2 separate regions of the Mus musculus genome follow, and region 2 is linked to region 1. Evidence: chromatin loops called from intact Hi-C (ENCODE). Cell type or tissue: gastrocnemius. All regions are shown on one strand. Each heading gives the region's core, and the rest is flanking DNA. Links, peaks and the distances in the headings are about the cores only.

The links. Peaks named below come from ENCODE experiments on the same cell type or tissue, not always from the same donor. Only the 100,000 strongest peaks of a DNase experiment are listed, where the experiment ranks them.
Region 2: it touches region 1 in a loop (5-fold over the local background); 40 of 42 quality-filtered maps call a loop at or near these places.

Annotation. Positions count from the first base shown.
Region 1 is chr15:79,942,062-79,950,061 of GRCm38, reverse strand. It overlaps a transcript of Cbx7 not described here. Among named protein-coding and RNA genes, the nearest start is that of Cbx7, 13 kb to the right of the region's middle. RefSeq lists an enhancer at 1-125. In gastrocnemius, for the core only: CTCF peaks have their summits at 2,209 (motif pointing right), 3,082 (motif pointing left) and 3,871 (motif pointing left); DNase peaks (open chromatin) are centred at 2,216, 3,064 and 3,853; H3K27ac peaks cover 4,725 bases.
Region 2 is chr15:80,059,267-80,070,883 of GRCm38, reverse strand. It overlaps Gm41362 (a long non-coding RNA gene), which reads left to right and starts at 11,130. Exons shown (of 3, transcript XR_875493.1): 1 at 11,130-11,203. In gastrocnemius, for the core only: CTCF peaks have their summits at 4,123 (motif pointing right) and 5,226 (motif pointing right); a DNase peak (open chromatin) is centred at 5,234; H3K27ac peaks cover 778 bases.

The DNA.
Region 1 (8,000 bases), core at 1-8,000:
GCATAAATTGACTTCCCTGGAGGCCGGAGTCGGTTCAGCGTAAACTAACTAGCATCAGAGACGGGTAAAAGGGCGTCATCGGGGGCCAGGCGCCCAGTTGTTGGAGCTGGAAAGACTTGGTGGGGCCTTATAGAGGCATGCTCACACCTGTCTTCCTCCCTGTCTCCCATGACTCTCTCTGATGGTAGGATCTCCCCTAGCTCTGTGATGTGGCCTGGAGGACAGCCTGCAATTCCGAGGAACCATGGGAAGCCTAGGAAATGGAGTAGGCCCTGGGCAAGCAAGGCTGCCATTAGCAAATCCACTCAATGCCCCTCTTAGGAACTGAGGGGTGTGAATGACCTTGGAACGATAGCCAAGCTAGACTCTGGACACATGATATTCAAGGCGCCCCCTGAGATGAGGCACCAGCAGGCACCTGAGGTGGGTCCAACGTCCCTGCCAATGATCAGCAACGGGAGGCTGTTCAGAGCCAGGCTGGAGAGTGGCAGGCATGCTTAGACAAGAGGCACTGCAGAAAAGAGACCAAAAGTAACACACAGGCATTTTGTTTGGGCAACAAAAGTGTATTTGTTCGACTCGTGTACAACATGAGCTCAGGCGCTGGAAAGGAAACCCTGGTTGTCCTGGGAGAGACCCGGACCCACAGGATTGCAGTGGAGACTAAATTAAAGGAGAAACGACCCAGGGAAGAGCTAGAGGAAGGGCCTGAGAGGCACTGGTAAAGAGTGGGACCTGAATGCCCAGATACCAGGGAGTCCTTGGTGGCTTCTCTCTCTCTCTCTCTCTCTCTCACTCTCTCTCTCTCTCTCTCTCTCTCTCTCTCTCTCTCTTCCTCTTTTCCTACGGGGTCTCACAATGTTACTGGCTAGCCTGGAATTATCTATGTAGACCATGCTGGCCTTGAACTCACAGAGATCCACTTGCTTCTCCTTCCTGAGTGCTGGGATGGCAGGCGTGTGCCTGGCTCACAGGTGGCTTTTGAGCAGGTGGTGATGTGTGTAAATGGGTCGGGTTGTTTTTCGGTGATCCCTCTGGACACATCAGGGTAGAGGAAAGAATAGGAGGACAGGGAGTCTGCTGACTTCTTTTCTTTTAATTAAAAATAAAAAATAAATAGCCAGGAGTGGTAGTAAGTCTTTAACCCCAGCACTTGGGAGGCAGAGGCAGGCAGATCTCTAAAGTTTGAGGCTAGCCTGGTCTACAGAGTGAGTTCCAGGACAGCCAGGGCTACATAGTAAGGCCCTGTCAGGAAACAAACCAAACCAAAACAACAATAAGTACATATACATGTATATATACAGATTTTTAAAAGGCATACATTAGAGTGCTCAGTCACCTTCACTGGATAGCCACCTCATACTGTTTGCTCGCTTGTTTTGTGCATATTGGTGTGCAGATTCTCACTACAATCCCTTTGCAAGTGAAAAACAAAGCTCAGAGAGGTTGAAGAATTTGTAGGAGGCAGCACAGCATAGAATGATAGAACTAGATTTGAACCATCTCACAACACAGAGCTGGCTCGGTGCTAAACCCTTGGTACACACAGGTGAGATCGAGGAATGACCTAGCCATCCAGGTGGAAGAGAGAGGTAGAGGGAGAAGGTGGCCCAGCAGCCCAGGAGGAAGAGGCCAAGGCTGAAACAGAAAAGAAGGTTTCTAAGCAACCACAGGATGCCCCTCAGGGCAGGCAGCAGAGGCCAGGGTTCAGTGTATGGGTGGAGGGCGGGGGTGGGAGTGGTAAGGAGGTGGCAGCAGCATCAGAGATGAATTTTTATAACCCAGACCTAGACCCTGGGTCTCGAATGGAATCTTTTCAGTGGGTTTACTGAGAGGAATGGCCTCCCACCTTGTCCTCTGGTCCCGCCCCAGCTTGTCCTAGGGACAATTACAAGTAAGAATCTGACATCCCATACCTGTCGGTCAGGTTCCCTAAAGGATCGGAATAGAGTGGACAGATAGAAGGACAATTAAGATGGTTTACACACTACGGTCAGCTGTGTGGCCCCAAAATGGCTGTCTACCAGTGGAAAGTTCAAGAATGTGCCGGCAGCTGATCAATCCTGGAAGCTGGTGTCTCAGCTGGACTTCAGTGTATGCTGGAAGCCTGAAGGAGGCAGCTCTAATGTCAGCGAAAGAACAGACCTGCCAGCGAGAGTGAGGGCAAGCAGGCACAGAGAGCAAGCTTCAGTCTTTGCTCATATTTATATAGGTTGCCAGCAGAGGGCGTGGCCCAGATCTTCTGACCTCAAAAGATCCAGAATGAGGGGCTGGAGAGATGGCTCAGCCATTAAGAGCACCGGCTGCTCTTCCAGAGGTCCTGAGTTCAATTCCCAGCAACCACATAGTGGCTTGTGTGTCTGAAGACAGCTACAGTGTACTCATATAAATGTTTTTTTAAAAAATCCAAAATAAGCCAAATAATCCCAGCACTCGGGAGGCAGAGGCAGGCGGATTTCTGAGTTCAAGGTCTACAAAGTGAGTTCCAGGACAGCAAGGGCTATACAGAGAAACCCTGTCTCGAAAAACAAAAACAAACAAACAAAAATTCCTCACAGCCCTTGGGGTTTAGTTCATTCTAGATGTAGTCAAACTGACAAGCAAGAGGCCATCACACATATCCCAGCCCCTCATGGGCTGTGAGCAGGTTTATAGAGAAGGCTAGGATGGCTTTGGAGCAGGAAAGGGAAGGCAGACGGCTGTGTGAGGAGGGCCACAAGGCTCCTGGGATGGTTAGGGACAGAAAGAAACATCACAGGGCTGGCGACATGGTTCTGTGACAGGTAGAGACACTCATTCACCTTCCGGCCTGACTGAGTTCAATCCCAAAGACCCAAATAACAGAAGGGGAAAACTGACCTGTGAATGTGGTTGTCTTACTTTCACACGTGTGTAGTTGTGCCCACCCCACGTTAAAAAGGGGGGGGTGCTAGAGAGATGGCTCAGCTGTTAAAGGAGAGGCTCGCAGCCAAAAGAACAACTGGCTGCTCTTACAGAGCAGTTTTGGTTCCCAGTACACACATGGGGGCACACAGATGTTTCTAACTCCAGTTTTAGGGGATCCGATGCCCTCTTCTGGCAGTCTTTGAGCACTGCACCTTCTTGCTGAACATGCGCGGGCACGCGCTCTCTCGCCTCTGCACCACCCAGGGATAAATGATTCCCCTCTCTGGGACTGAGTTCCTTCATCTGTGTGGTGAGATGACTATAACTCTGGTACTTCACAGTGTCCCATCTTTCAGGGCTAGCAGTGCAGGGAGGCAGAAGAAGGCAGATCTCTGTGTTTTCAGGGCCAGCCTGGTCTACAGAGTGAGTTCAAAGACAGCCAATGCTCCACAGAGAAGTCCTGTCTCGAAATAAAACTTAAAAAGCGGAGGAGGAGGAAAGAGAAAGACACTTAGTCTCTGGACCTCAAGTCACCTGCAAAAAGAGACTGTCAATAGGCTATCTCTCCTGGGGAGCCAGAGAGCTCAAAGTGCATGGGCTAAGCTCTGCAGCCTCTCCGTGCCTCAGCTCTCTCGCCTGTGAAATAGGACTAAGAGCAGTTCCTACATAAACCTGCCTTTAGCAAGTGCTGAGGGCATAGTGGGGAGGGGGTGAATCCAGTTCTGCTGTTTTCTTCCGACATTGCTTTATTCACGGCCTCTCTCCCTTGGGGAAGAGCTGACCTGCAGCTTGGAAGGTGTAGAGTCCACTAGTGACTGACAGGAAAACACCTAGAGGGCCAGAGGAGACAGGGAGGACCCACCCACCTTCTGTGTTACCGCTGCATTCTGGCAAGTTCTGGTGATTTCCAGCTCCAGCCTTATCCAGCTGTGGAGCCTGTAGGTCTGCCAGAACTTGGGAACTTAGCGCCACCTGGTGGTCAGTGTGAGTTGTGCTGCCCAGGGAGGCACTGTGGGCATCTGCCTTGTTCCCAGGACCTTGCTTTTTACTGAAGATATTTACTGTGGTTTTCCAACCGGGAGTGGGGGTAGGGAGTCTGGCCCTCACCTCTGAAAACAGTGTAGTTCCCCATATGCCCTCTTCCCCCTACGCCTTCTTGAAGACCAGCCTCAGGCTGAACACCAGGGTGGAGGGTACTGGCTGGTTTTGTGTCAACTTGACACAGGTTGGAGTTATCACAGAGAAATGAGTTTCAGGTGAGAAAATGCCTCCATGAGATCCAGCTATAAGGCATTTTCTCAATTAGTGATCAAGGGGGGAGGGCCCCTTGTGGGCTGGTAGTCTCCGGTTCTATAAGAAAGCAAGCTAAGAAGCCGGACAGGGGGGCTGATGAGATGGCTCAGCGGGTAAGAGCATCCGACTGCTCTTCCGAAGGTCCTGAGTTCAAATCACAGCAACCACATGGTGGCTCACAGTCACCCGTAATGAGATCTGACTCCCTCTTCTGGGGTGTATGAAGACAGCTACAGTGTACTTACATAGAATAAATAAATAAATCTTAAAAAAAAAAAAAAAAAAGAAGCCGGACAGGGTGGCACAGGCCTTTAATCCCAGCACTTGGGAGGCAGAGGCAGGGGGATCTCTGAGTTCAAGGCCAGCCTGGTCCACAAAGTGAGTTCCAGGACAGAGTTCCAGGACAGCCAGGGCTATACAGAGAAACCCTGTCTCGAAAAAAAACGAAAACAAACAAACAATAAGCAAGCCAGTAAGTAACATTCCTCTATGGTGGTCAACAGCAGTGAGGAAGTGTAAGCCGAATAAACCCGTTCCTCCCCAACTTGCTTCTTGGTCATGGTGTTTGTGCAGGAATAGAAACCCTGACTGAGACAGGGCTGCGTGGAGGTGGCAGGGACTGGAGGGCAATGTGCTGGGGACTGTGAGTGCAGAGGGTGGTGGCAGCAGCTACAGGGTCAAGGAGAAGGAAATGCCAGTTGGGGCGGGACACCTCTTGGGCATCAGGCCTGTCTGGTTCAGTTGCCAGGGCCAGATACCTGAGAAAGGTTAGAGAGAGAGGAAGAGGTCAGGAACGGGAGGAGGAGAGGGGCCAAGGCTGGGAAAAGGAGGGCGCTCCCTTAGGCTGGGCGCTCTTCTCTGTCTGAAAAGGTTGGGGATTCCAGGTGGCTCCACCAGGGAACAGTGGCAGTGATGTAAATGGTTTTAGGGTAGAGGCTGCTGCTGCTGCTGCTGCTGCTGCTCTGTTCCGTGATGTACACAGGTGCCTCTCACCAACAAATGTACACAGGGTCTCCGGGGCCCAACTCTGAGCTCTGCCACAGAAAGGGAGGGGCCCAAGACATGTACAGGGTGGTGATACTAGTTACAGAAGGGGCAGGGCCAGAGGCCCAGGAAGCTGAGTTTGTGACAGTCCAGGCAGAAGAGAAGGGGACTTAGGGGCTGAGGGGTGGGGACGCAGGATGGGATCCAGTGTAAGATGAAAACACAGAGCCCCTCAGCAGCTGGTGTGGATGTTTTGGCATCAGAGCGGGGAATCATCAGCTGTCTGTCGGACCCATGTAGGTGCAGCCTGCACGAGGGCACTGGCCACACACCAGGAAGCTGGCCCTGGGGGCTGGAGAGACAGGCAGGGAGGCAGGAGAACCCTCTCTGATACCCTCAGACCCAGCATCCGACTTGAGCTCCTTCCCTCCCTCCACCTGGTCACCTCCCTCCATTCTGCTGTGGGGCTGCAGTACAGGCCCTGCTTTCCTCTGTCCTCTGTGATCCTAGGAGACTCCAGCTAGGCGGCTCCGCACAACTACCCAAAGGCAGTCAGGTACCCAGGGTCTCTCCCCCCACCGCTTTCTTTGCTTATAGGTTATATCCTTTTTTGGGGGAGAGTTTACTTTGGGGTCAAATTTCTACATGCATTAATCTGTACTTTTACATTATTGCCATAGATATACAATTTCTAAATACACAGGTATAATATGGTTTTGCAAGGGCTCATTGAGGAACGTAAACCCTGGCCTACCCCTTTCTGCCCTTCTGAATCCCCCACTGCACCCCTACTCTTTGCCAGGGCCAATGTGCCAGTCACCTGGCGCCCATTGTGTGACTCTCTGAGTGAAAACTGCAGACCCATGGGCCCCCTTCACGATGGTTCACTGCCAAGAGGAAAAGAGGACAAGGCTCCCTTTTGCCCTGATGCCTTGCCCTCTCTTCTCCCAGGACAGTGATATACCTGTGGTCAGAACAGTATTCGGGCTTCTAGCAATGAGATCATTTGAGTGTTCTGTGCAGCTGTGGGCTGGGATGTGCTGATATACTGAATGAGTGTTCAGCTTCTCCAAGAGGTGCTTTTGTTTGTTAGTATGGTGGTTTGGATGAGAATGGCCCCCCAGGGGCTCATACATTTGAATACTTGGTCCCCAGTTGGTGGAACAATTGGAGAAGGATTAGGAGGTGTGGCCTTGTCAGAGGAGGTGTGTCACGCGGGTGGGCTTTGCTGTTTCATAAAACACATGCAGTTACCAGTGTGGTCTCTGCCTCCTGCTTGTGGATCAAGACATGGGGCTCTCAGCTGCTGTTCCTGCAACCCACTACCATGCTTTCCCGCCATAGAATTTAACCCTCTGGGACCCTAAGCCGAATTCAACAAGTTCTCTTATAAGTTGCCTTGGTCATGGTGTCATATCCCAGCAATAGGAAAGTAACTTTCCAATTAGGTCAAGTCCCTGGGGCCATTCAAGGACTCAGCACCTTGTTTGATTCCCTAGAGCTCACATGAGAAAGCGGGCATGGTGGTGTACGCGGTAATGCCAGCACTGGGGAGATGGGAACTGGCTAATGTCTGTGGCTCACTGGCCCGCCCAGCCTAGCCTACTTGGTGAGCTCCAGGCCAGTGAGAGACCCTGTGACAACATAAGTTGGACACCCAAACTGCAACGGAGTTGTTCTTCACATACATATATGCATCCCTGCTGGTATAAACAACACATGCTCACACGCACATGCACACACACTTTTTAGGTGCAATGTATATAAAAAAAAATCTGTAAAACATTCAGAGACTAGCATTATGCCATCTATGTGACGAAGCTTTTTGCAAAGGGTAGTCAGTCAGGCTTCTGAGGACCCACTGGAGCCCAAGCCAGTGACAGCTACTCTCTGGGTTCGGCAGGTAAGGAGATACTGAAAAGTTAGCAAGGGCCAAGGCTAAAGGGTCTCTTTGCTTGTACAGTTGTTTCTTCAAACGATAAATGTTGGGTTAGTGTTTCTCAGCCCCCAAAGTCAATGGTCATTTCTCACAAGCCATCCATCTTCATCCTGGAGCACTACCTGCTGAGCTGCATTGTCCTTCTCCCGGCAGGCTTGGCGAGGCTGCCTCATGTTGCTTAGCCCAACCCAGAACCGCCGAGGCCCCCTGCTCCTTGCCTGCCTTCCCAGCTGGCTCTGTCTGGTGGGATCTGGATTGGTGCTATGCCTGGCCTGGATTGTCTCTTCCCCCCTCAGCCATACCTGGTTTTGGTGTTTCAAGACAGGGTTTCTCAGTGAAGCCTTGGGCTGTCCTGAAACTCGGCTCTGTGGACCAGGTTGACCATGAGGTCAGAGATCTGCCTGCCTCTGCCTCCTGAGTGCTGGGGTTAAAGGCACACGCCACCACTAGCCTAGCTCTGATTTAAAACCATTTCAATTGTATTTTTGCATTATGATACATCCACAGTCATTCTACGGCCCACACAGCTAGCCACTGTGTGATGGCAGCTTCCTGGCTAAGCTCATGCACCCCCTGCCCTCGCTATTTGCATGGTTTTACCATCACTAGTTAGTTCTGGGTTTGTTGGTTCCTTTGTGGTTTTGTGATAGATCTTAGGAATCCCAAGTTGGCCTTGAGCTTTCCATCTTCCTGCCTCTACTTTCTGAGGACAGAGGCTAGGGTTAGTAAGCCACTGCGCCCAGCACCTCCAGACGGCTTTGTGCGTGCTGAGTAAGTGCATCATTCGCGTGGTTTTGGAGGTGGAGAGGCAGCTCAGTGCCTTTGTCCGTTCAGTATTTTAAAAGATTTGTTTGGCTTCTTGCATGCCCCTTGTAGTTCATTCGGTTTCAAGTCTGTG
Region 2 (11,617 bases), core at 1,853-9,852, 120 kb before region 1:
CTGCCTCTGCCTCCCAAGTGCTGGGATTAAAGGCTGCAATTTTTTTCTTTTTTCATTTTATGAATGTTTTGCCTGTATGTATGTATGTATGTATGTATGTATGTATGTATATCTGTTCAGCATAGATGTTCTTGATTTCTGAAGAGACCAGAAGAAGGAACTGGGTCCCCTTGCACTGGAATTACAGATGGTTTTGAGCCTTCATGTGGGTGCTGGGAATTAACCCTGTGGAAGAGCAGCCAGTGAGCCATCTCTCCAGTTCCTCTCCCAGTTTTCACATTGTATAGTCAGGGATAGAGATAACTGGAGTCTTCCAGAGGCTGAGTCAGATTCTGAATTTAGCCAGAGACCCTGCCTTCCTGTCTGTCTTGGTTTTCCCTCTGCATCAGTCTAGGGTGAGGCAGGCAGGATAATAATGGTGGATTGTCAGAAACCAAGTAGCCTCAGGGGCCAGATGCCAGGGATTGTTTTCCATTCCTAGGAGGGTGGGCCTTTCCTGCCAGGAGAAAATTCCAGGGGAAAGATCCCGCCACCCCCGGTGACCACACACCCTCCGCCAACCCTTTGGCATCTGCTCTTCTCTCCTGTATCTCTCCTGGCCTCTCGAGTGAGGAGGAGAGGCCTCCAGCACCCTGGTTTTGCTCACAAATGCCCTGTCTCTTTCCTGTCCCATCCTGTTTGCAGGCCAGGCTCAAGGTACTGGCCTGATGTTCCCTACCAGCGCATGCCCTGTCTCGCTGCAGCACATTAGTCTGCATGGTGGGAAGCTCGGGGACTCCGGCCTGGAACACAGGGAATTAGGATTGGAAGGGTTTCAGCTTCTAAGGGCCTTGCATTCCAAATCCCAGTCCCCAGATTTCTGTTGTTCTAGATCTTTATGTTTTGTCTTGTTTGTTTGTTTTTCCAGACAGGGTTTCTCTGTGTAGCCCTGGCTGTTCTGGAACTGACTCTGTAGACCAGGCTGGCCTCGAACTCAGAAATCTGCCTGCCTCTGCCTCCCAAGTGCTGGGATTAAAGGTGTGTGCCACCACTGCCTGGCTTTGCTCTAATTCTTGTCTGAGCTTTTAGACTTGCTCGTAGCTGAAAGGTCAGGAAAGGAGCAAAGCAAGCTTCGGAGAATGTTTGAGTCTTGAAGTTCTCAGAGATAGAATGGGAAACAGTCCAGCAGTCAATGGTCCTTTCTGGGATAGTCTGGTTGAAAGGACTTGGTTCAGAGCACTGGTTGCTCTTCCATAGGACCCTGGTTCCATTCCTAGCACTCACATGGTTGCTCACATCTGTCTGTGACTCCAGGTCCAGGGGATCTGATGACTTCTGGATTCTGTAGGCACTGTATGCACACACTGCACAGACATACACACAGGCAAAACGCCTGTACACATAACATAGAAATAAAATAATTAAAAAATAATAATTTTTCAAAGGCATTGATGTTCTGGGGCGACACTGCAAGTGGGGGAGGAACAATGGTGGCAAGCCAGGCACACTAGTGCAGGCATTGGTGACAGCTTGGGTGCTGACAGCTGGGAAGGGGCTGTTGTCTGAACCAATCACACCTGGACCAGACCCAGGGGGAGTGACAAGGACAAGGGCGTGTCCCAGAGACCAGAAGGGAATCTTTCACAAGCTCAGACATGACTTCTCCCCGTTGGGACCTTTCTCCTCTTCCTCCTCCTCCCCTTCCTCCTCCTCCTCCTTCTCTTCCTTCCTTCCTTCCTTCCTTCCTTCCTTTCTTGCTTTCTTTTCTTTCTTTTTTTTAAAAGATTTTATTTATTTATTTTATACACAAGTGCTCTATCTGCATATATGTCTGCATGCCAGAAGATCCCATTACAGATGGTTGTGAGCCTCCATGTGATTGCTGGGAATTGAACTCAGGACCGCTGGAAGAGCAGTCAGTGTTCTTAACCACTGAGCCATCTCTCCAGCCCCTTCTTCTTTTTTTTTTTTTAAATTTACTTATTTATTTTATGTATATAAGTGCACAGTAAAGTACACTGTAGCCGTCATCAAACACCAGAAGAGGGCATCGGATCCTGTTACAGATGGCTGTGAGCCACCATGTGGTTGCCGGAATTTGAACTCAGAACCTTCAGAAGAGCAGCTGGTGCTCTTAACCACTGAGCCATCACTCCAGCCCCCCTTTCCTTTCCTTTCCTTTCCTTTCCTTTCCTTTCCTTTCCTTTCCTTTCCTCTCCTCTCCTCTCCTCTCCTCTCCTCTCCTCTCCTCTTCTTTTCTTTTCTTTTTTCTTTCCTTTCCTCTTCTTTCTTTCTTTCTCTCTTTCTTTCTCTCTTTCTTTTTCTTTTTCCTTTTTGAAATGTTATGTATGAGTGTTTTGCCTACATGTATGTATTGTACCATGTGCATGACTGGTGCTCAGGGAGGACTGAAGAAGGCACTGGATCCCTAGAACTGGGGTCACAGATGTTTGTGAGCCATGACGTGCATGCCAGGAACCGAACCTAGGTCCTCTTCACAACCAGCAAGTGATCTTAACTGGTCCACCTCCTGCCTCTCTCTCTCTCTCTTTCTTCCTTTCTTTCTTCCTTTCTTTCTTTCTTTCTTTCTTTCAAAATTTATTTTTATTATATGAGTGTTTGCCTGCCTGCATATATATATTCAGTTTGTACATGCCTGGTGCCTGAGGAGGCCAGACATAGGCATCAGATATCCTGGGACTGGAGTTACAGGCGGCTGTGGGTTACCATGTGGATGCTGGGAACTAAACCTGGGTCTGCTGAGAAAACAACTATTGCTCTTAACCCCAGAGCCATCTCCTGAGCCCCTTTCTCTCCTTTACATTTTTTTGTTTATTTTTGTTTCATTCTGAGATAGAATCTCACTATGTAGTCCTGACTGTCCTGAAACTTGAGGTGCAAACCAAGGCTGGCCTTGAACTTACAGAGATCCTTCCAAGTGCTGGCATTTAAAGGTTTGCACCACTATGCCTGTACCCTTCTTGCTACTGCATGAAGAATGACTGAACATTCTAGAGCCCTCTTGTAGACATCTCTGAATAAGTGGGGTCCCAGGCACAGACAGGGCTAGGGGTAGTTCTTGTCTCATTGAGGACCAGGGCACCCAGAACTTTCTCGGCTCAGCCAGAAGTTTTCCTATGGGCCTCATATTAATCAGCGCTTTGGGGGCTTGCCCTTTCCCTGGTTGCTGGTGTATGATTACAGACCGACACCCACATTTTGCCTGCCTCTTGCTGGGGTTGTAATTTCCTTCCTCTGCTGCATTCTGCACTTGCCTGTCTTCTTTACCCCCGTACAATGCCCCAAGTGTCCCCCTGCTTTGGGGGTGCTCCCATCACTCTTGGTCCCACGTGGCAGCTCTGCACAGGGCTGTGGGAGATGGAATTTGGAACAGTCCTGGCATATGCTTATTGTTGTATCCTGCCAGCCTGCCGGGGCGCCACCTCTGACTCCTGGCCAGGAATTCCTCTTAATTGCTCCCCACAAACCCTGGGGCAAGAGGTTGCTGTGAGAAGGGATAGGCAGAGGCTAGACGTGGGGCTGGAAGGAGGGAAGAGGGAAGCTATGTTCTGGAGATACTTGGCAGGTGGGTTGGGTCCCCTCTCCCTTCCCTCCTAGATCATCATTACAGGCCTTCCATGGGTACAAGTGACCACAGCTTGAGTCTTTTGTAACCTTCTATGGAAGCCATGATTTACCAATCCTATGCATTATTGAACATCTACATTCTGGGCCTGCACTGAATGCTGGGATATAGGTCCTGAGAGACAACAAGAAACCCTGTCCACAAAGGGTCACCACCCTCCACAGCGAGGACACCCTGGTGTTTGGGGGGGAGTGGTGCGGAAAGCACTTCATGGGAAGATACAGCAGTGGTTGTTGGGGTCTCCCAGAGAAGGTGCCTTGCCTAGGAAATGGATGATGAGAGTTAGGAAGCAGACACAGTGCCTGGACCAGTCCCAGAGAAGGCATAGATCAGGCAGAGACCTGAGGCTGGGAAGGTCAGGCTGGCAGGATTCATTGGTTAGGGTTTTTTGTTTTGTTTTGTTTGTTTTTTTTTTTTTTGTTTTTTGTTTGTATGTGCGTGTTTTTCCTGTGTGTTTGTCTGCGCCTCATGTGCATGGTGGTGCCAGTGGAGGCCAGAAGAGGGCGCTAGGTGCCCTAGAACTGGAGTTGCAGGTGCTTTGACACCATGATGTGGGTGGTAACCATTGAGCCATCTCTCCAGCTCCTCTTTTAAGTTTTGAAAGATTTAGGGGCTACTGGTGGAGGATAGGCTGAAGAAGGTTGGGAGGGGAATAGGGTGCAGATGACAAAGGATGGGCTTAGGAGGGACAGAGGTGGCTACTCTGGAGGTCTCTAGAGAGAACACTGCTATTAGCTTTGATGTAGCAGAGCTGGGCCGGCTAATGTCTGATCCCTGGTGGGAGGCGGGATCCCAGGTTAGTAGCATTTGCCACTTGCTGTGGGGTAAATACAGCCCTGTAGCTCACTGTGGTTTCCCACACCTGTAATCCCAGCACACAGGAAGTGGAGGCAAGAGGAACAGGAGCTCAAGGCCAGTTCTGGACTACATGAGACCCAGTGACCCCCCAGTTGGGGGGCGGGGGCGGTATCTAAAATAGGCCAAACATGGTGGCATACACCTTTAATCCCAGCACCTGGGAGATAGAGGCAGGAGGATCTCTGAGGCTAGCCTGGTCTACATAGCAAATAGAGCCAGCTAAGGCTACATAGTGTGACCTTGTCTTTAAAAAAAAAAAAAAAGCCTAAAATTAGCTGGGTGTGGTGGAAGTGTGTACCTTTATAGCAAGTTCCAGGCCATCCAGGGCTACACAGAGAAACCCTGTCTTGAAAAAACCAAATTCACCAAACAAAAACCAACCTGAAATTTGAAAACTGAATTGTAATCATGCTCACCAGTGACAGAACACAGGGAGATGTGAGGGTCTGAAACGATATTATTTTATTTTATTAAAGCTTTCTGGAGCTGGGCATGGTGGCAACGCCTTTAATCCCAGCACTCGGGAGGCAGAGGCGGATTTCTGAGCTGGAGGCCAGCCTGGTCTACAAAGTGAGAGTTCCAGGACAGCCAGGGCTACACAGAGAAACCCTGTCTCAAAAAACAAACAAACAAAAACACCCAACAACAACAAAGATTTTTGTTGTTGGTTTTGGTATTTTATACGGTTGGGTGTTTTATCTGTATATAGGTGTACTGCATGCATGCAGTGATCAAGAAGGCCAGAAGGGGGCGTCCGACCCTCAGGAACTGGCGTTATAGCCGGTTGTCTGCTACTATTTGAATGCAAGAATTAAACCTGAGTCCTCCAGAAGAGCATTGGTGCTGGAAACTCCTGAACCATTTCTCCAGCGCCCCCTCGCCCCGCCCCTCGCGCCCCTCCCCCGGACTGCATGTTAAAGATGGAGAGGCACTTCCAGGCTCCACCAGAGTTCCCTGAGTGCAAGGAGAAAGTAGAGAGCCGTCCGTCCCAGGGTGCTGGCCTGGACGGCAGAACACCTTCCTGGGAGACTGGCTTCTTACCTTGGGCCTGCTTCTGATTTGCTGTGCAACCAAGAACACCTTCCCCACCCCGAGGGCCTCTAGTTCTCAAGGCCCACGGCCCCGCTTAGCCCCCAGTTGGGGTTGCTGATGGGGCTTGCTTTTCTTTTCTTTTTTACTACTGCTGTGTTTGTAGACACCCAGTTGGCTTTGCCTCAGCTTGCTCAGTCCTCCAGCTGTGCTAATGATGTCACCGCCGGAAAGACAGTGACTTCAGGTGGGGTTTACCTTGCTTCAGGCTCCTCTGGCTCTGTGCCAGGAACACTTCTTCCTGAGAGCCTTCAGGGGCTAGTCTCCTTTCTGGCCACCTCTCAGTAGGTTGTTTGGGTGTGGGGTTTCATGTTCTGGGGACAGACAGACCTTTCCATGCAGATCTGGAGCACCCAGAGGTCAGGGTAGGGCAGGAGTCTCCAGGGCAGACAGGGACTCTGTCCTCACACCTGGCCAGCTGTGTGACCTTGTACAAGTCGCTTTCACTCTCTGGTCCATCCAAAGAGAGGTCCTGGTGAGGAGAGCCAGGACGCCCCAGCCAGAGCACGTGGCTCTGCAGCTTGAAGCAATGAAAAATAGTTCCATCAATATTGTGGATACTGGGGGCTGAAGACATGGCTCAGTGGTTAAGAGCACTGGCTGCTTGCTCTTCCAGAGGTCCTGAGTTAAATTCCCAGCAACCACATGGTGGCTCACAACCATCTGTAATGGGATCTGATGCCCTCTTCTGGTGTGTCTGAAGATAGCTACAGTGTATTCATATAAATGAAATAAATACATCTTAAAAAAAAAATCTTGTGGCTAACCCTAGGATGTCTGGACTTTGGTGGCTCCAGGTGCCAGCCATGCTCAGGTGCTACACAGCTGTTGTCTCTAAGGCAGTCCTGGGCCCACCTGCCTCCCACCACCCTCAGAAGCTGCTCTCCGCACAAGTAACTGTGGCTTCCTTTTCTTCTTTGTTTTTCCTTCCTTCCTTCTTCCCACCCTGCCGCCGCTCCCTCTGTTTCTCTTTGTGTTTCCCTCTTTGCCTCTCTCTGTCTATCTCTCTCTCTGTCTCTTTGTCCCCCCCCCCACTCCTTTTCTTTTCTTTTCTCTCTTTCCAGACAGGGTTTCTCTGTATATCCCTGGCTGTACCTAAACTTGCCCTGTAGATCAAGCTGGCCTCAAGTTCACAGAGATTCACCTGCCTCTTTCCCAAGTGCTGTAACCAAAGGCTGTGCCTGTTCAGGACCGTAGCTACCCAATGGCTGATATTGCTCTTTACCGACTGCTTAAGCTAAACCACCTGGTCTGTAGTGCACAGAACGTGACATCTCACCCAGTGCAGAGAGCCAGTGGGGATGGAACAGTGTCTATTCCCTGGTGGCCTCTCACATGGGCCCATTTCTGTGAAGGTCAAAAGAAATTGGGGCTCCTGGTGAGAGAGCCGGAGTGGATGCTCATGGAGCAGGGGTAGCTACGATCCGATCCATCCTGGTGCTGTCTCAGGGGGAAGAAGCAACAGGGACCAGGCAGGTAGAGTTAAAAATCCAATCACCAGTCTTGATTCTTCTTGTCCCTCCCTACGTCACCCAGCAAAAAATCAAAAATCCTATCCTATCTAGGGTGAGCAGAAACCAGGGCATCAACCTGCCATAGGTGAGAGTGGAGAGGACTGAGCACAGGACACACGGGATGGGGACAGGAGCGCTGGGTGCTGGAGATACCAGTGCTGGGTGCTATGTGCTCCTGGGAGCTGCATCTGCATTGGATGCTGGAAGGGACTGCTTGTTGGGAAGCTGCTAAGTGCAAAGTTGCTCTTCTCCAAGGTAGTCTGATCTGATACTAAGACTGCATAAAGGAAGAGAGAAGAGTTGAGGCTCTCTGCTGGAAGGGTAACCCGGGAGGCAGGAGTAAATACGAAGACTCTCAAACACTCGAAGGAGTGGCTGTGTCATGATGAGCCCTAATTAGCCATGAAGGCTGAGTGAGCCTAGAGGGGGAGGGGGCTTGACGGCTTGTACTGAGGGCCTTTGCCACCTGTGGAGCATTTATCCTCTGACACCATCTCTCCAGTCCCTTAGGGCAGGTCAATACTGCATGCGTGCGTCTTCCCAGGTGTTACAGATCCTAAATGGAGCTGTATCTGCATCCTGGCCAGACTTGGCATCTGTTTCATGGGTGGATAACTAGGCATGCCTGTCCTGGCCAGCTTGACAAACCTGCCCCGCCTTCCAGCTAGGCTCCCTTGGATCCACTTTCTCCCCTGACTGTTCTGAGAGCCTCCCACCCTCTACACTGAGCTGTTCCCCACAGGAGGTGGAAAGAGCGTGGGCTGGGGATTCACGCTGTTGACCTGGGCTAGATCTCAGCTGCTTCCTTTCTGGGTGGCCTTGGCAAGGGCTCCCCTTCCTGAGTCACACTCCTGGTCTGTAAAACAGAGGTATGCACACGTGGGCTGGGCTGCAGGGTCGCCAGTGGCCAATGAGGCAGAGGTACAGGAGATCCAGGCCTGAGCTGACAGGCAGTGGTACCCAGCCAGGTGGAAGGTGGGAGAAGGTCTGAACTGAGGGGGTCTAGGGTTTCCGGCAGTCCGTGTGGCCTGCTGCAGACCACTTTCCTTCTCTGACCTTTCCTTGGTTCCCAAGAAATGGCATCACTACTCTTTGGGGTCAGAAACCAAAAGATGGATGTTTGGACTTGTGGGGCCCCACCTGGGAATGGGAGGATGTGGGGAGGTGTTGGAGGCCGGAGGCAGCGGCAGCTCAAAGTGTCTGGGGCAGACAATGGGCACTGTGTGCGGGGCACGGGTGGGGCGCTAGGGGGGGCAGAGTGACACTCTGGCAGGAATGTGCCAGGCCTGTCTGGGAATGTCAGCGCATGACTCCCCCTTGCTGGCTCCCTCATCTGGCAGCCCAGGCCCTCAGAACACTGTGGGTCAGAGATCAGAGCCCGGAACAGGGGAAGAGAAGTTGAGGATGGGGGGGGGGGCGTGGCAAGCCTTCACAGGCGCCCCCCCACCCCACCCCAAACCTAAGCTTTCCCTTTGGGTCTGGGAGGAATAATGGAGAGGGACATTGGATTTGGTGCACCGCTGCCTGGGCGTGGCACTTTAGTGATGTTCTAGCCTCCCTCTGAGGCTCAGTTTGCCCACCTGTTCAGATGATCTCTGACCACTCTAGGGTCCTTCAGGAGCTGAACCACCACATCCTCAGTAGGTTCTCCCTCCTCCCTATGGAGTGGTAATTTTGCCTGCCACCATCACCGCTCACTGTTTGTTCTAAGGATCGAGAACAATTTGCCTGAAGGCATTTTCCTCTTTCTTTCCAGAGGCCTGCTGCCGGCTCCTCTCCCACAGGCCCCCACAGGGTTCTGAGAGAAAGGTTCCCACTGGCAGGTGGGTGGGCGGGGAGCATCTTCCTGCTTGCCCCCCCTTTGCTTCCTTGCCTGCCACACTGGAGCGCTCTCTGGTCGCTGTCCTCCCTTCTCTGGCTTTGGACCCCTCAGTCCCAGACTAAGCTTTCTTCCCCCAGAGCCTTGCTGTTTTCCATACCCGGACTTGGTGTCTGCACTTTCTGGCTCTTCCCCAACCACCACATACAGAAGGGGAAACTGAGGCCCAGGGATGCGTGTGGACCCCAGGTCCCACAGCTGGAGATGTTTAGGATTTGAGCCCTTGTCTTTGGTACTTCTGTGCCTGGACCTTGATCTGGTTGTCACAGTCAGGAAAGCTTAGACAACTCAGGTAGATGACCTAGCAGGTGACCCCCGCCAGGCCCAAGTGCTTAGCCAGGGCCTCCATCTGTTGTTTAAGACATTTTCTTTGCTTCTCTCTTCATGGCAGCTGGGGTGAAGGAGTTGGGTAATCTGAACCTGTTTGCCTAAAGCTACTTTGGAGGGCCAGGGAGTTCAGCCAGGGCCTGAAGCCTCCGGGACAGTCCCCATCTACCTACGCGTCTCTCTTACTGTCAAGGGAGCAGACACTAGCCTTTCCGGGATTCCCCAGCCAGTCCAGAGATTGTCTCATGAGCCCCCAAGGTGGCCCAGGGCTACTGGATGATGTCATGGGTCTTTCCCACACCTGACTCACTGTGGCTCACAGACTAACCCTGTGCTACTTCTGGAGGAGTGGTTGTCCAGACTGCTGGGAGGGGTGTGTGTGTGTGTGTGTGTGTGGTGTGTGTGTGTGTGTGTGTGTGTGTGTGTGTGTGTGAGAGAGAGAGAGAGAGAGAGAGAGAGAGAGAGAGAGAGAGAGGTGGGGGGGCAGTGCTGGGCAGGTCTGGGCTCTGCTGAATAATGAACATGGGAAACAGAAGAAAGCTGGAGGTGCCTTGGCTGGTGTAGTCTAGGGAATTCTTGCCCCTCTCTGGGTCTCAGGTCATCTGTGGTTCCCCAACTATGGCTGTGGCTGCACCCAAGCCAAGGAAAGAGGACAACCCTGTCCGTCTCCTCCTGGCCCCACCCCCTGACAAATAAGGACTGGCCTAGGTGAGGAAGTTAACTCAGTGTTTGGACCTGGGGAAAGGGTCATTTTGTCTTCTCTAAGGCTTAGAACTGAACTTGACGGCTAATCTCAGAAGAGAGGGGGTTGCCAGAACCTGGGGGCTTGGGGATCGCCATTGAGAACCCAAGTATCAGGTTCCAGACGCCCCCTCGGCAGATGCTGTCTCCAGTCTTCCTCTCTAATTCTCAAAGTCTTGGGGCTGGAGAGAGGGCTTAGAAGTTAAGAGGCCTGGCTGGTTTTCCAGAGGGCTCTGTTGGGTTCACAGTACCCATAGAGTCTAACAACCATCTGTAACTTCAGTTCCAGGGAGTCTCACACCCTCTTCAGGCCTCCAAGGGTGTTGCACCCACATGGCAAAGAGAAATACAGCCAGGCAACTCACACACACTGTGGGCAGTGGTGGCGCACGCCTTTAATCCCAGCGCTCAGGAAGCAGAGGCAGGCAGATCTCTGAGTCTGAAGCCAGTCTGATCTACAGAATGAATTATAGACTATCCAGGGCTACACAGAGAAATCCTGTCTAAAAACCAAAACCAAAACCAACCAACCAAACAAACAAAAAAAAACCCAAAACAAAACAAAAACTAAAAAAAAAAAAAAAAAACCAAAAACCCAATGTAAATAAATAAATAAATAATAAAAAATTAAATATAATAACTCTTTAAACAAACAAACATATTCTCAAAGCTTCCCATTTTTTCACTTTGTATATATAGACACTGAGGTTCAAAGGGAAGGAGAGAGTCACTGAAGGTCACACAACTCTCTTATGGGAGGTCTGATGCAAGGCCAGAGTTCTCGTTCTCAGTAGGATTTTCTGCACTGGTTCAGACCTCCCTCTCTTTGGAACCCATCCCACCCCCACCTCCCACCCTGTTCCTTAGAAAGCAGCAGGGGTTTGGGGAGAAGCAGGGGGTAGAGAGGTAAAGCCAGTCTCTCGCACTGCCCCCTCCTCTGCCATGGTGTCCAGGAGCAGCCAGCAAAGGGGTAACTGCCGCACACCCCTCCGGGTCCCCGTCAACACGCTGGTTAAGCCTTCCACTGCTCTGTCTTTGTAAATCTTTAAACAGCTTGATGATTAATTAGTTACTCTGAGACAGGGGTCACTTGAGAGCACCTGGTGCCTGAGGCCCAGCGTACCCTCTCCTCTGAAGTACCCCAGACTTCAACAAGTCCCCAACCACAAGGTGAGTAAGAGATATGCAGACATGTCCGGCCAGATGCACAGACAGATATACAGACATGGCCCATACAGAGACATGGGTCTGGCCAGTGTTCTGAGCAGGAGCAGCCCAGTCCACTGTAACCGTTCCTTGTAGCTCAGCTGGAAAAGGTACTTTCCAGCAAGCCAGACAAGCTAACCCTGGGACCCACAGGTAGAAAGAGAAAACGGATTTCCATGGGGTGGAGAGTGTCATCCTCTGATCAGCTTCTGGTGGCCATTGGAGATTCCCCCCCCCCCCCATACACACACACCCCAAAGTAAGTAAATAAAAAGTCAAGACATATTTTTAAAAAATTCAAATGAGAGCTAGCAAGATGGGGCTGGAGAGATGGCTCAGCAGTTAAGAGCACTGACTGCTCTTCTGAAGATCCTGAGT